Regions from separate parts of the Homo sapiens genome. Here region 2 is linked to region 1. Evidence: read pairs that join two places in POLR2A ChIA-PET (ENCODE). Cell type or tissue: CD4-positive, alpha-beta T cell. All regions are shown on one strand. Links, peaks and the distances in the headings refer to the core of each region. The heading gives the core; the rest is flanking DNA. Region 1 overlaps LOC105374524 (a long non-coding RNA gene). Region 2 holds the start of PPARGC1A (PPARG coactivator 1 alpha).

Region 1 (11,906 bases), core at 2,867-7,866:
TTCTCTTTTTGCTTCTGATAACCCATATAACTTTACAGCTTCAACCATTACCTTTTTTGCAAATTTATCCACTTTGCTCAGACTACCCATTTATGCTCCAATAGTGCAATTTCAATTTTTTAGTGAACATATATATTTTGAATACTTACCATCATCTCAAATTCAACATGTCTGAAATTAAATTAATAATTTACCCTCTCCTACCAATAAGCTGGTACCCAAATTGTTTCCTCAGCTTCTTCAAAGGATGATACCATACTTAACCATCTAGGCTTGAAATTTCAGCATCATTTTTTATTTTTGTTCTGTGCAAAGTCATCCATCCTTTTGAAACTGTTTTATCTAACTTATCTTCTACAAAGCCTTTTCTCTTAGTGTGTCTATATAATTATATTGACGTATACATAATCTACACTTAATAATGTATACATATGTACACACATGCACATACCATACATATTTATATGTGTATGCATCCAAATACACACACATAGAGAAAGGGGTAATTCAGACTGAACTCCCTTAACATTTTTTCCCCTTCCATTTCTGAATTTACCCAGGTTTTCATCAACCACTACATATTTTTCTACTTAATAAGCTGTCCCTCATCCTTTGCCAAAGCTGTTAGACCTATGCTCTTATTTGTGTTTTCTCTTACCTTCCCTAGGTCTTTGTTCCATTGAGTATCTCCTCTATTTCACAGATTACATTTTTTATTAAATCTGAAAATACCTCTAGGCTCAAACCTGATCCTCCATTCTATATTGGGTAATGATATCACCATAGACTCAATTCCTCAAACCATGAGCCAAGAAATTATGCTTGACAGCCTTCAGTTTTACCACTCACATCTAGTTGTGAGGCCATACCTTCCAAATAACCCTCCAATATATTTATCTTTACTGTCATTGCCCTAGTTCATTTCTTCTTACTCAAATAGATTTCAAGTTATCCAGCTGGTAGTCCTGACCTCAGATAGTCCCCTGTGCTTCAATTAATTCTTCACACTACAGACAGATTTATTATTCCAAAATAAAACTATGATCATGCTGCATAACTTCCTTGCTTAAAATATTTCAGTGTTTCCCTAGCCTGCTGCCTGAGGTCCAGATTCCTTAGGGAGACATACAGGGACACTGAAGATCTGATACTAACCTTACCTTATGCCACTTCCTCCCATTCTCCAACCAGATTGACTATTTCAAGGGTTGTCTGAATATATTACGGCAATTTTTCCTCCTCTACTTTTATGTGTATTGTTGTCTCTGCACATAACTGTTGCCTCAGTCTGAAACACATTTTCCCCTTTCTCAGCCAAGTACTTCAAGATCAAAGCCAGTTTTACTTGCCTTGGTTTCCTAAGAAATATTAGGCATTTTCTTTTCTGGGATTATATTTTTAAATAGCTCTTACTCATTACATTGTAACATAATTATTGTATTATCTTGGTCTTTATTTATCATTCCTTTGCTCTCATTTACTTGTGCTTTCCACATTTAGAGTAAGATTCAAGATGTTTTTTAAAGGTCTACAAGACCCTGATCTTGCCTTTGGCTACTTTCCTGACCTCATTTCCTTCCACCTTCTCCCCAGCGGACTCCGCTCTAGCCACATGGTCCTCCTTCCTGTTTCCACACTCATTCTCATATAAGGTACTTTGTGTTTGCTGTTCCTTATGCCTCTTGTCCTCTTCCCTAGGTATTTCCATGTCTGGTGCCCTCCTTTCATACAGGTTTCTGCTCAAGCATTGCTTCCCTCTAAAGGCTGTTTTTCCTGAGTGTGTAGTTTGGGATGACCCGTGCTTCATATTTCCCAGGCATCTTGAATTACATTCTTCAGAATAATACATTCCCAGCCTGCCATCTGAATTACAACTCTTTGACTTGTTCGTAAGGGTATATGTGCAACTTGTTCATCATGTCGTAAGCATTCTGGTGTTGGCAAAGTATGGCTGGTATATTGTAGTTTTCTTTGGGAAATAATACTAGAGCCAAGTTTTCATGTGAAGGTCATGATTAACCATGGATTAACTTAAACCCCCAAAAGCCTTTGGGAATATTTGACTACTGTGAATTAGGATAGCATGTAATGTAGTGGAATGTTTATCTGGACTTATTGCATAAAGAAATATACCTCAAGATAATATAGGACCTATCTATGCATATTATTTTGTAAACAAATGTCATAATGTGGACACTGGCTTTGTGTGCTACCTAATTTATAGTATAATACATACAACTAAATATTGTTGTACAGTAGATGGTAGATTAGCACCTTTGTGTTCAAAAATGAGGTTTACCATCAAGAATAACGTATAGTTGAGATAATCAAATATCTGCCTTTGCCCTAGGAACACCAGAGGACCCTCACTCTCAGGGTGAATGTTGGGTTATACTGACCTAAATACTAAGTGTGCAATCAGGGATTATCCCAACATCTGTTTAGGAAAGACAGATGTTGTCATTATAGACCTTCATTCATGTGCTCCTCCATAGTTAAAAAGAATGATTCCCATACATTGAATTCATAAAAGCAAGCAAGAAACAGGCAGAAAAAGAAAAATGGAAGTCTCCAGAATATTTTGAATAAGAAGTTTCAAGACCAGAGGAAAAAAGAAGAAAATAGAATGGGGAGTTAGGGGGTGTGGCAGTGGTGAGAGGAAAAAAAAAAAGGTATTGTGAAGAGGTCTACAGCTACATAAAAAGCCTTTGTATAGTTTGTCTTATGTGAAATTTAATAACCATATAAAACCCAATACGCTTGTTTCATTGCAAGCAGGAGGATGCTATATAAAAAAAAAAAGGCTGGAGAAACAGCATGCAACTCATAAAAGACATGCAGTTTGAATTTATACATGCATCCATCATGGGATAGTGTGCACCAGAGGCAGACCAAGACATTTAGTGGGAATACAAGGTGGTGCTTCCTTCTCTACAGAAAAAGCTGTTCAATCATAGCCAAGCACCTGATACACATAGGCATTACCAAAGAGAGTGACTTTTCAGGACAATAAAGAGTAGCAATTCATACTTTGCTTTAACAAATGGACAAAGCAGGCTGGCTGTAGTCTCACTGTTGAGGAAAGTCAAGGGCTGCCTGCAGGAAAAGGTCTTATTATGGCAAGGGACATCTAGTCTTTGCCCACATCTTGCCTCCTTGGCTGTGCCTTGAGAATAACAGGTGGCCGAAGTTTTGTGCCAAGTTCATTCTTGACCACAGAGCTGCCCCTTAGTGGATTCTGTGATTCAGAGCTTTGGGAAAAAGGAAAGGGCATAACTACCTGGTCACTGACATAAAAATTACCACCAGCCTGTGAATCTCAGGTCCTCCCCTTGGAGATTGGCTTGGACCCAAAACCACTTCTATCTACTGATAACAGATTGTGATATTTGTGCTCCAGTTTCATTGATCAAGGCTGCCAGCAAAGTTCATCTTACCTAGATTTTATCCAAGTGACTAAGAGAGGGGCAGATGGACCTGGCACAGTGTCATTTGTCTGGGGCCTTGACCCTGCCTAGGTATGGTGCCTGCTGGCAGTTGAACATTTTATACTCCTGGGTTTTTATCCAGGTTCTAATCTTGCAGCTGCATTCAGGGAAAACACCCTAAATACAGCTTCTGTCAAACGAGCCTCACAGTTGAATGTTCTTCCCAGGACCTGTAAAGGACAAATTGAACTATTTACTCACACATACCTCCCTTTTCAAAAAGACTGCTGTCAACACACTTCCTAAACACAGACTAATTGCACAAATTAAGATGGCGGTTTGGTGATTTTCAGGGAAATCTAAAAGCTTCAAAAAATCTAAATGGTTTTGTAAGTCTTCAGAATGCACACTTACAACAGCATAAATGAGGGCTTCTCTCCCATTAGGGAACTGGAGTCTGTTACTTTATCCCCATTGACTCTCGTAATGTCCCTGGCTCAGCACCACATGCAACAGATGCAAAGGGTCACCAGTGAAGGGCAAAATATTTTGTGAAAATAATAGAACTATGCTATCTACGTAGCCAGTTTTTCCCACTCCGCACTTTCAGTGCTATCGCCTTGCTTTCATATAGTGATTTTCTTTTTATTTGCTAGAGTTTATTTTGTTGAATATGGCGAAAGACAAAAAAACAAAACAAAACAAAGGGAAGGTCGTTTTGTTTTTTCCCCAAGTATTAACCAAGCACTGTCCAGAGCCTTCTTCATATGAGCTTTGCCGTCCTAAAAAAATTTTCTTTGTTATGCCTCTTCCTTGCTCCTGAACCTGAGTGATTTGCTTAGCTAATCAAGCTTAAATAATATGTAACAGGCAAGAAAAAGAAATCACTAAAATATAGAAATGGCTGCAGCTGTTTTCTGCATTATAGGAGAATAGCAGAATTCATCTCTGGAGTAGATGCTCTTTTGTTTAGGAAAACACACTGATGAAATTTTTAGATTATTCAAAATTAGGTCCCCAAGACTGGTCCAGGGTGGAAGTGGAGACAGAAGAACAAAATTACTCTGAAGTATCAAGTGTCAAGAAGTTTGCCTTTGAGCCTTGCTGGTTTTAGGGGTAGAAGTAGTGGTGTATTCTAGAAATAGGAGAATATGGAAATTGAGACAAACACATTATATACAAACACTCACACTCACAGACACACAGAGACATCAGGAAATTGTGGCCAGCTGGATTCTGAGCAAGAATAAGGCTTTCTAAAAAATGTCTTGGGATAGAGATGGCTAAAAAATTTTAATAGTCATATTTATCAATCCTAGGCTGTTTGCCATTTTGCTGTAATATCCCCCCAATACCTCTGTATAATTCCCCTAATCTTCAGTTAGAATGTAATATTCTGTACCTTATAGAATATTATATTCTGCACCACTTTGAATTAGTGGTGGTTCCAGCAATGAAGGGGACAGGCTGCGTCTATGCACAGAGCCAGGTAGTACCTAGAAGGTTCAGGAGATGTAGAAGTAAATAGGTATTGTAAAAGGAAAGATGTGGAAGGAGAAGCAGAAGTAAGATGGAGAGGATGGCAGAGGTAGGTGCAGGAGAACATCAGCACTCCTGCCCTGGAACCCTCAGGAAATGGAGAAGGGTGCAGGCTTTCTCACAGCTGAGATTGGATCATGGTATTTTATTTGGATATAAAAAGAAACTATAGCCACAGCAAGTTGTATCTTGCCACAAATAAAACTGTTCACAGTTCCTTTTGGGTACCCTCAAACCTGAACCTCCTCCCCATGTCTGCCAGCTCTGCTGTCCATTTCCCACTCTCTCCAAACACTGCCTATAACCATTCTGTGCTTTCTGTTAAGACATTTTCTTCAGTCTGGAAAGCCCCTGTATTCATTTCACTGATTAGTCGCATTCTACCCGTTATTCAATGCCCAATTAAAATTCCACCTTTTTCATGAAGTTGATTCTGGCCCTTGGAGCCTACATGTTAATCTCCCATTTCTGAAGTCCGATAGCACTCGTCGCAAGAAAGGCATAATACAGCAATGTGATAGTAATCTTCTATTTTCTGTTTCTTCTATCTTCACTTGGTTTGCCCCAGACAATAATGGATATTCTTAGGGTAAAGAAAATGTGTTGTTTATTTTTCTTATATGTTTCGACTCTACCTAGCTTATTCCTGGATACCTACTAACGTTTCAATTTGCATTAGGTTAACGGATAAAGAGTTGCATCAGTCTTTAAAATAAGCATTTGTTATCCAGTAAAAGTTCGCTCATGGGAATCCAGCCAAGCATTGTGTCCTCAGTTGATGTTGCTTAGGTGGGCCAGTGTATGGTAAATAAAAAAAATTACTATAATGAATAAAACATTATGAAAATCTTCAAAATAATTTTGAAAAATAAGACTTTCTGATCTCTATCTTTATGTGCTGTCCAATTCCACATAATTTTTCTACCTCTTCCTATTCATAAATGAACTTTTATTTCCAATATAACTTCATTAAGAGAAGCCGAAAGAAAGAAAAACCTAATGAATTCCTTTAGTCAAAGAGTGATTCAACATGGGAGAACTTATGAATTCCTTCAACAATTATTTAAATATTGGGAGTACAATTAGATTAATGAAAGGCTAGTATTTCAAACCTCAGGTCAACTTGAGTATGGCAAGTTCAGACATTAAAGTACAATCACAGACACAAATAAAGTGTATATTTTGAACAATTCTACATGGGTCAAGGGTACTGGAAGGCCTACAAAATTCAATCCATGTGCCCATTTTTACTGTTGGCTTCCCTTTTTATGCTTTCCACTTTTTGGTTTTGCTTTTTCTTTCTCTTGCACCCTTTTCCTTTTGCTCCATGCCTTATTCTGCATACAGCTTTGCATCTGTTACCTTCACAGCTCTTTCTCATTTATGAGCTGTTGTTGGGCTACCATCTTCTGCAAAAAGGCTGTATTAACTGAGAACACTTGGAAATAAAATGAAGGTGCCCCTCACATGAAGGTTAGTTTATAAAGTCAGAGCATAAACAAGAAGAAAATTGGATATTTTGAAATTACCCTTGGAACTCCCTTTGGTGGGTGCCATGTAAGAGACCTTCTCTCACCAAATTGAGCAAAGTCAGTGTTTCCTCCAGCATTGGAATTGATCACTGTATATTCAGCTGAACCCCTGATAAAGGAGTTGGCTTCTTCACATAGGCTATGTTGATCCAAAAATGAGGTCTTTAAACACATTTAACGGGATGAGCTGCTAAGGCTTTTTGAGGCATATGGCAACCAAGATGCCGGCAGAAGGCAGATTCTGGGCTCCCAATTTGTGCAATTTATTCTAGTTCTGGAATATTTGCACACTGAACGACTGTACAAGCTGAATATCAGTATCAATTTAATGGATAAGTCTTCTTTTCTACTTCTTTTCTTTCCTTTACCTTCTTTTTCTCTTTCTTTCCCATCAAAATACATATGATAAAATCCCATTGAGTTGAATATGCATATCATGTAATAGTACCCTAGCGTCAGATGAAAGTGCCCATTGCCTTGTAAATAAAGTCATATATCTCTCCATTATGCTCTTAGTCATTCACTTGAAAATAATTGAGGATATGCACAGAGCTTCTGCCCATCAAAGGTGGCAACTTGCATGGTCCAACAGATGGGTTTTTTGTCTTAACCCTTCATTGTCTCTTATCTTTGAATTGTGTTAATAGATCTGATTAAGCAAAAAGAAAAAAAATGAAGTAAATATTTTCCATCATTAAAATTGTTTTTGCTTGCTTTGCTTGTCGCATGGGAAGGCTTTGGATCTGTTTTTTTTCCCCTGTGTCTCTCAGTCAAGATGCGATGAACAATGATGTTGGTGAACCTCACCATTGCACTGCTGACCGGAGTCAGCCTGGCTTCATCTTCCCTCTCAACTTCAGAGTGAGTGACAGAGCTGGAGGGAATGGCATTGAGAGTCTGGCTGCTCTTCCACTAACTGGAAGGAAACAGTATGCAGATCTGAGTACTTCAGACCAGCCTAGATGACTCAGTAGATTGGCTTTCAGGGAAAAAAATATTTCTCAGTACTTATAATAACTATGTTATACATTATGGGCATAAATGCAACTCCTCTTGGAGCAGGCACTGAAATTAACCCACAAAGTTTCTAAAATATATGCTTTGGGAGTAGATCAACATTATATATCCATATTTTCTCAATGACAGTATTAAATTTACTGACTCATAAATGTATCCTGTAGTTCTTTTCATGTGGTCATTTATTTGGCAGATTTGGAGAAAATTTTATGACTACCATTTAATTCACTTTTAAGTGATGGTTTTACTCTTCAAGTTCATTGAACGAAATAAGACTATTTGATGGAGAAAAGATTTTCTCCATATGTAAAAATAAAATTTATTAGGCAATTTTTGCCTTGCCGATAATTTTTCTAACTGCATCTTAAGGAAAGTTAGTCTATTTTGAAGTTCAATATAATAAATAACAATAATTGATTTACTTAATGTTTTATTTGTTAATTCACACAAATGTATTAGTATGATTTTATAGTTTAGTTACAGTAGCAGCAGTATAATATATAATTACTGATCTGAAGAACAAACAATATCTATACTTTATATCTTTAAACATATCTCAATTTATATTTGTAATAATTGGATGCCCTCAAAACCCAGATGGCTATAGAAGGAATAGAAAGTAGGTGCTCCTCATAAGTAATCTTTTAATCATGGCAAGAACATAATTTCCTAGGCGCCTATTACAGGGTCAATGATAATATATTATCACATTAATCTTTACAGCATCCCTGTGAAGTTAAGGGAGTTATTTATCTGTACCTTTTACTGAAGCTCCATGTATCAGGAAAGCAGCTTAGTTTATTCAGCTTGTTGGTGGCAAATGCAATCATCAAAATTGGTTTGAATTTCTGTCCATATTTCCTGCTGCCTCTTGAGTTTGGAGTTATGTTTTCATCTCTCAAATCAGAAACAATAATACAAACATCCACCATGTTTGGCATGGTGCTAATTTTAGACTAGGTTTCCAAGGCAGTTTGAGATAGTCTCTTAGATTATAAACTGTTACCTGCATTCAAGCTGGTTGGTTATTTCCCACCCACATGCAAGACTGGCAAGATTACTAGCTAGGAAGATTCTAGTGTTGATACTCTTCTATTCAAAGATCTTCAGGAAACTGTAATAGGATTATTTTCACAAAAAATTGTTGAAGATACTGGTCTAGAACACATCTAGCATGCATCAAACATGACCTTTGGACACATTTCTTTTTCTCTTTAGATTTGTTTTCTTATGACAACTTTAATTTTCTATTGGCTTATTATAAGAAGAATATTTCACAGAGAAATGAAATATTTAGACTGTCTAAACATCAAGCAATAAGTATTTACCAATTAGCCACTATGGAGATATTATAGAGAATTAAAAAGAAGTATGTGAAGTTAGTCTAACTCTTAAAGAAGCTTAAAATAAGCAGAGGAGGCATATATATACATTTGTGAAATCACTAACACTGAAGTACTGTATGACTAAGTGGAAAATGACTACTAAAGAAAATAAAGGCTGCCCTAAATCTTGTGCAATTTTAAATTAAGAAACTTTATTAAAATGTGTCATGAAATAGAAAGTAATTAGTATCAGGGACATGATTTTAAAAGTTTCAGGCATCATAGTACACAATCACTGGAGTTAGAAAGCCTGGATACAAGTCTGTCATTTGACTGCCATTTTTCAGCTGTGTGGTTTTAGAAAACCACTTACCTCTCTGTGCTTCACTTCCTTATCTATAAACTGGGGGGACATTCTTTGTAGGTTGTGCTGTTTATGTGATGTAAGTGATGCTCATGTTTACTCTACTGCTCTAGACTAAATAGTCATGAGTCATTCATTCAGGCAGTGGCTATCAGTTACATACTTAGCAATAGCCATTAGCTGCCCATAGTCTTTGACTAAATAATTCTACTGATATATCTTTATTATAAAGAGAAAGTCTTAGGGAGGGTATAGTCAATTGGCATTTGTTGAGTTTACACTGGGTGAAGTCCACATACTCTTTTCGACTTAATCCCAGTGAAAACCCTGTGAGCTTGGCCCAGTGAAGCCCAGAGTGGTCAAGTAATTTGCCAGTAAGTAGAAGTGAAGTTAGGTTTGAACATACACCTTGTACAAAGTTCCTACTGTGCAATCAGTCATGCCACAGCACATACACATTGCTAGCTACACAAATACGTTTCTGAAGTATAACCTACTATAATGAAAATAATCAGAAACTATCTAAATTGCCAACATCAAATAATAAGTTAAATTAAATATGGTAAATGAACTTAATAAAATGGATGCATTTATAAAAATTATAATTTAATATACTATTTAGTAAGACTATAAAGAGAATAATAAAATAATATAAAAGAATTCTTAATGTTACATAAATATGTAAACATTTGCTATACGTTAACATAAAAGATATGTATTTATGTATAATTTATACATAGTTTAGGCTGTATTACATTTTTACATAAAATTTCTGAAGTCAGAAATTTAAATATAATGTATTAATTTGCACATTTTTGAAGGTTGCTAATTTGTTTATAAAATAACTTCAAAGTATATGTAGAGCAACTTCTAATTGTTAGTCACTGAAGTTAGTTCCGTGTGTTTAATGATGAGGAGGTGGAGTGGCCTCCCTGAAGGAGCTTGCAGTCCACTAATCCAGTAAAGACATTTATACTTTCAAAATGCTTTTGCCATTTAGAAACAAACACAAAACTAGTTTTCTATAGTATTCTTTCTTTAATCCAAATTGAAATCTATGTAGTTGGAATATACAAGGATAAAATGAAATAAACATTTAAACATAGCAGAATATTTATTATATAAGCCTGAATTGTGTAATTCACTTTTAAAAGAAAAAAACCCACTGACACCATGAAATAAATTAATAATAAATTCACCTATATGAAAATTACTATGAATGAAGAAAAAAGAAAACAGGACTGGGGAATAATATCTGTAACACACAGGGCAAATTAATTTACTATATATGATTGGCCAAATCCTAATAAACAATTAGATAACTTGAAAATGTGCCTGAATAAATAACACAGCATAGAAAAGTAAAGAAATTTTAAAAAATTTAGAATTGCAGAAGCAGCATATGGAGGAAATGAGACAAAGGCCCAAATGAAAAGAGATAATGGCTGAAAATGTTCTTGAAGTGATGAAAACCAGTGATCTTCCATTTCAGGGAAAAAACACATCTCAACCAAGACTTAAAAAAGAAAAAGATTCATATATAGACACTTTATTGTTATTTTCAAACTGCAACACACTAAAGACAAGCCTAAGATCTCTGAAACATCCAGAAAAGATAAACAAATCATCCACAAAGAATATGAAATTAGACGATCATTGGAACTCTCAAGGTAAAAGTCAGAGCACAGTGAAATTGTGACCTTAAACTTCTAGATAACAAAGTAATGAGAGCCACCCTAGTTTCAGTCTCTGTATGATTTTTTTTTAATGGTGGCAAAAAAAAAATTTCAGAAACACAAACACAATCTTAGAGAATGGATTACCCTTAAGAATAAAGGATGTACATTAGGAGAAATGAAAATACTTTTAGAAGGAAATTCAGACATTTAAGGGGATCATGGAAATAAAAGGCAATTATGTGTGTAAATTAAAACAAATCCTGGTTGTTGAAAAGAATAAAAATGCTGACCAATGACAGTGGCTTAAGAATAAGTCTAAGTGATATGAAAACACTAGCCAAAAACATATGTCGGAAAGAAGTGATTAGAGTTGATACATTCTGAGTTATTTTAAATCATCTATATTGTTAAAAATTTCAAGGGCTAAACATGAAAGAGTACACACATATTACTTTAAAGGGAAAAATAAAATTTAGAGTGAAATATTCCACCAAAAATCAGTCAATAACAGAAAAAAATGAGATAGAAAATAAGCAGAAAAATAAATCAGGACAAATTAAAATACAAATAATCTCTTAGAAATAAAACAATATGTATAGTTTATCTTAATCAAGGTTAGCAGGCTAATCAATACATAAAAATCAACACTCTTTTACTGGGTTAGGAATGGACTTCTGGCTGGGTGTGGTGACTCACTCCTGTAATTTTGGTACTTTGAGAGGCTAAGGTGGAAGGATTGCTTGGGCCCAGGAGCTGGAGACCAGCCTGGGCAAGATGGTGAAATACTCCCATCTCTACAAAATTTGTTTTAAAACTCAGCCATGCACTGTGGTGCACCCCTGTAGTCCCAGCTACTCGGGAGGCTAAGGCAGAAGGATACCTGGAGCCCAGGAGTTCAAGGCTGCAGTGAGCTATGATTGTGCCACTGCACTCCAGCCTTGGTGACCAAGTGACACCTCATGTCTTTAAAAAAAAAAAAAAAAAAAGTGACTTCTACTATGTGCTGCTTAAAATAAACACAG
Region 2 (5,000 bases), core at 1-5,000, 500 kb before region 1:
AGGCTTTGTGTAGATATGCAACATTGGGGGCACTCAGCAGATGTTAATAAATACCTCTTTCTATTGTTGAGAAAAAATGGGTTTGATTTGGGTGTGAACTGCAGTGGTCAATGAAAGGAACTTGTATCTCACCAGGGTGTGTTTTAAGCAGTAGAAGAGGAATCTGGGTGTTGATCCAAGTGACGTTGGTTTTTCATACCAAATTATTCCCCATTTTTAAGGGTTGTCATCCCCCTAAAATTGTAAGCTCTCTTGTGTCCATGTCATATGCTTTCTTGGCAGTCCTTGTGATACATGGCTGTGCACACAGTAAGGTTTCAATAGATCCTTGTTGTCTGAAACCAGATATTTGGGAATTTTGGAGACAGAGTTGACGAAGGGGTGAAAGGAGGGCTGTGGGTAGAGAGTAAGAGAAATAGTCAAAGCAGAGAGAGAATTAAATAGAGAAATGGCCCGGGGAACCAGAAAAAAACCAAGGTTGGTGAGCAATGAACCATTTAAGTTCTCCTGAGAAAAGAAAAAAAAAAAAACTGGACTGAAGAAAAAATTTAATCTGAAGAGTTAATTAACAAAATTATAAAACCTCTAAAACATCCCTCTCATTACAGTTGTAGTTTTAAGACAAAAAAAAAATATCGTGGAAAGCACTCTAATTTGTCCTAGGAATCTATTTAATTTTGATTTGTCCAGTAATAGAAATTTGAGGGGGAAATGCAATATACTGTAGTTTATGAGTCTTTTAAATGTTGTTACTTCTGAATTCCATCCTCTTTGTGATAGTGAGAGTGAAGAAAACACAAGTGTATTTGAAATCACTTCTGGTTTCAGTGCATGTGCTGATTTGATTTTTTAGAAGTAGAATTAGATGGCAAAAAATAAGAAAACCCTAACAATACAATCTGGGCAGGTTAGAATATCAAAAATTATAACGAGCCTGTTCTAATGTAAAGAACATCTCTAAAAGATGTGAATAGGTTTTAAAAATATGATGAATATCTAGCATTGGATAAACACAAATAAAGGTATCAGTGAATATCACAATGGAAGAATCACATGATAATAATTAATAAACATTGACTCTTCTTGGCCAGGTGACCAATATTATTTCACAGTTGATCCTTGAGGGCAGAGCCAATGACCTTTGTCCTGAATTTTAATAATTTACTGAAGTTTTACATTAAATCAGAATATAATTGGGAAGAAAATTAGTGTTTCTTTGTGGGGAGTGCAGAGTAATGCCACTAATTGCTTGTATAAAAGCATTCCCGAGGTTGTATTTTCCTGTTCTTTCATTAGAAAATTAAAACTACAGTAATTTTCTGCTGTTTATAAAAGGGAAAATGTGCTGGTGAACTGTATTCAGCAAACTTAAAATGTCAAAGCTCTTGGCCACCTTTTTATGCCCAGTAATGATAAACTGTCAACTTCCTTACATTATTTGGGAATTTACTAGCAACTTGTTGCAGCTCTCACAGCACACAAATCTCTTATAATATGTATGGTCTGAAAGAAGCAGCAGTCTGCTGGTATTTTGTTTCTTTTGTTCTTTCTTTCACTTTAATATTTGAGCAATTTAATATTTAAAATATGTGTTAGGGCAAATAACCATGTTTTTCTGTTTAAGGAGATGGACAATGAAGAACAGTGTAAATTAACCTCAGTAGAATAATGCTTTACAAATTATATTTAGGTAACTGGGGGATTGTTTTCAGGTAAATTATTATCAAGTAAAAGAATTGAGCTGATTCTAAAAGTATATTGGGTTTAACATTTTATGAAAACATGTTTATTCACACAGATACATACACGTGTACATCTCCTGGGAACTTGGAAGGGTTAAGTCAGACCACTGTCATGTTACAGGAAGTGTTTTTCCACTGTGTCCAGTACCTTGAGTTTGTTATGTATTCAATATGTAGTGTCATCATAAAACAGTTGCACCTACCTGCATTAGCCCTCATTGTCTCAAGGTACAAGCTGAAAAATAATAGAAAGTAAAGCTCAGGAATTGAATATTTCTGCTAATAGTGTGTTGGTATTTTTCCCTCAGTTCACAGACATTCTTGATTTCAAAACGCAAACTACACAACCCAGGGCACTAGGGTTGGAATTCAATGTTTATTCAAAAAGGCACCCTAAGGCAGTTAGGGAGGAAACGCTACATGTATGAAAAATAGGAGCCGGGAATCAAAGCTGATCTGAGCAGAGCAGCAGCGACTGTATTTACTAACACTTGTTTTCTGGGAGCCTATGAGAGAAATGGAAATAATTAGAAGGAAGCTGAAAGGATGGGGTTTTGTGGCTTGTTCTCCTTATATGGAGCAAAGAAAACTGCAGCAACTCTTCGGGAGCTGGTATTCCCTACTGCCATGGGGGCAGCCGAATTCTGGGTGGAGGAGTTTGTTTATACCTTAACACATACAGGCTATTTTGTTGATTAAACAAGCAAAAAAAAAAAAAAAAAAAAAAAAAGCCCCGTTTGCGCTTTCAAACACTCCCTCAATGAGAAAATGTCTCATAAAAATGCATCATGTGATAAGCTCTTGCTTTAGTCCCAAACTGAGCTTGAGTCCACTTGGAGATCTTAGAATTAAAGAGTTCTTAGGGAATACACGTTTTAGCTAAGAATATAGTTACTCTGTCATGAAACAGGGAGCTTTGCCACTTGCTTGTTTTGGAAGGAAAATAAATTAAAAAAAGATTGCAGGGGATTTTGGTTATTATATGGCCAGGGCTCCGTTTAGAGTCTGTGGCATTCAAAGCTGGCTTTAATCACAGCATGATGCTTGAAGCCTCCAAAAGTCTAAGTGTTTCCTTTCTTTCTTTCTTTTCTTTTTCTTTCTTTTTTTTTTTTTTTAAAGCGTTACTTCACTGAAGCAGAGGGCTGCCTTTGAGTGACGTCACGAGTTAGAGCAGCAAGCTGCACAGGGGAAGGGAGGCTGGGTGAGTGACAGCCCAGCCTACTTTTTAATAGCTTTGTCATGTGACTGGGGACTGTAGTAAGACAGGTGCCTTCAGTTCACTCTCAGTAAGGGGCTGGTTGCCTGCATGAGTGTGTGCTCTGTGTCACTGTGGATTGGAGTTGAAAAAGCTTGACTGGCGTCATTCAGGAGCTGGATGGCGTGGGACATGTGCAACCAGGACTCTGAGTCTGTATGGAGTGACATCGAGGTGAGCTGGGGCAGGGCTCGGCGCTGCAGCCACAACTGACGCTTCCCTCAGATGCTATTATTCCTGTAAGGGGGGATGGGCTTGGGCAAAGAGAGGAGCCAGGAAAGTAGTCCAGGCAGGAGCTTTTAGAAGAATCTCAATCTTATCTTAACTCCAATAAGTTTGCTATTTTAAGGTGGCTCTGAGATGGCTTGAGCAAATCAAAGCTTAGCTGCTGTCATCAGTATCTGTTGCAGTTAGAAACTCTTTCCATGTGACTTTGGCACTGTTTCTACTCATATGCAATATTTATGCTCTAAGATATTGATATGAATCAGAAGCTGAAGTCTTTCCAGTGGTGTTTAGTGGCCTGGTTGGAAAAATGCCATTTCTATTTATAATAAGACGAAGATAAAAATATTAAAATGGATGTGTTCAAATATAGTCCGTTTTGACTCTAGTCCGGATTTTTCCCCCCTCTCTCTCTGTTCATCAGACAGAGAACTTACAAAATCCTAAATAATCCTGCTGGGCTATTTTAGATTGCTTTTCCCACAGAACACAAAACAACGATGCTGCTTCCTTTAAAACTCCTATACGTGGTTGAAAGATTTGGCCAGCGAATAAAAAGAAACGCCTGGCAGTGCAAGGTTTTCCGTTCGCGTCGGTGGCAGGGAAGCCAATGGTTAAATCTTCCTGTACCACGGAGAGCTGCCTGAAGCTGAGAGAGAATAGAGTTTATGCAGGACTGTGTGTGGAGCTGCTCGCTGCTAGTGTAAAAATAGACAGCAATACATCAATTCCACAGTCTCTGCTGGCTACAATTCATACAGGGGGGAAAATAACGCAAGCAGTTTCCTCGTAATCTCTGGAGTCTAGTGGGGGGACGGAGGACCTCGGCGTGTTTGCATTCAGCACAATGGAATGCTCTCGGAAGGAAAGTTTGGGCAACTTGGGAAACAAGCAAAACTTTCTGTGGACTCTGGTGAGATGGACTCGAATTGAATTGCATGGAGGATCCCAGCTGCTAACAATGAATCTGGCAAAAGACTGCGAGTGTTTCCTCTGGGTAGCTGGGGGCACGTAGGGTAAGGGGGAGGATCAAGCCCACACGTGATTTGATTAAATAAGATGTCCATGTGGTGCAGCGATACACATCTAAAGTGAAAATAATTTGGCCAAGGCCGTCTGTGAATGCATTTTTCCTATCTAGCGAGGCATGCCCGGGATTCTTAACTCTTTGCTGGGTTTGCAAATGTTGGCTCCATTTGCCCTCCCTTGCCTTGGTAGATCGTATTTGTGGATTGTAATTGTTATCTTGTTCTGATTTCTTGGTAAGGCGGAATAGATATGGATAATTCATATGCCCTGTAGCCATTATGAGTCAGGGTTATAAGTGGCTTCAAAGTCCTAATTGCCTTTGAGTAGCCGGAGTGTCCTGTGGGTGGTTGTCTGGCTGGCACTGTGGGTCTCAGCTGCTGTAGTTTCATTTTTCCATCATGTATTATTCCTGATGCTGTTAGGAGTTGATTGAGGAACTAGATCATATGGAAATAAGGAAGATTTATTTTAATCATTGGAATTCCTGCAGTCATTTTCAAATAAACATCAGAAGCATTTAGAATAGTGGCCTTTAAATTTTTTTCTTAAGGAGGAAAGGTCTTGGCTACTTGTCCAGCCATGGATAGAGTCGCCAGTCGGCTGAGATTGGCCAGTCACTTCTCTGTTGCACTATAGGCAGCTAGCTGCTAGAAGCTTTGCCTACATGGCAGCGGCTCTGGGAATCACCTCCGCCTGTATAAAATATTACGAGCAGCAGGTAGCGTTGGCAGTTTTCATTTTTTGAATCA

The links. ChIA-PET counts read pairs that join two places held together with the same protein. Peaks named below come from ENCODE experiments on the same cell type or tissue, not always from the same donor. Only the 100,000 strongest peaks of a DNase experiment are listed, where the experiment ranks them.
Region 2: POLR2A ChIA-PET joins it to region 1 with 11 read pairs; 2 of 35 experiments call an interaction of 5 or more read pairs at or near these places.

The regions. Positions count from the first base shown.
Region 1 is chr4:23,380,470-23,392,375 of GRCh38, reverse strand. The region is part of intron 17 of LOC105374524 (a long non-coding RNA gene); the gene reads right to left. All of the region lies in intron 2 of LOC105374523 (a long non-coding RNA gene), which reads left to right. Among named protein-coding and RNA genes, the nearest start is that of PPARGC1A-AS1, 380 kb to the left of the region's middle. In CD4-positive, alpha-beta T cell, for the core only: no CTCF peak of the experiment used is centred there; no DNase peak of the experiment used is centred there.
Region 2 is chr4:23,888,075-23,893,074 of GRCh38, reverse strand. PPARGC1A (PPARG coactivator 1 alpha) reads left to right here and starts at 3,028. Exons shown (of 13, transcript NM_013261.5): 1 at 3,028-3,171. The coding sequence starts at 3,118. In CD4-positive, alpha-beta T cell, for the core only: no CTCF peak of the experiment used is centred there; a DNase peak (open chromatin) is centred at 2,994; H3K4me3 peaks cover 385 bases.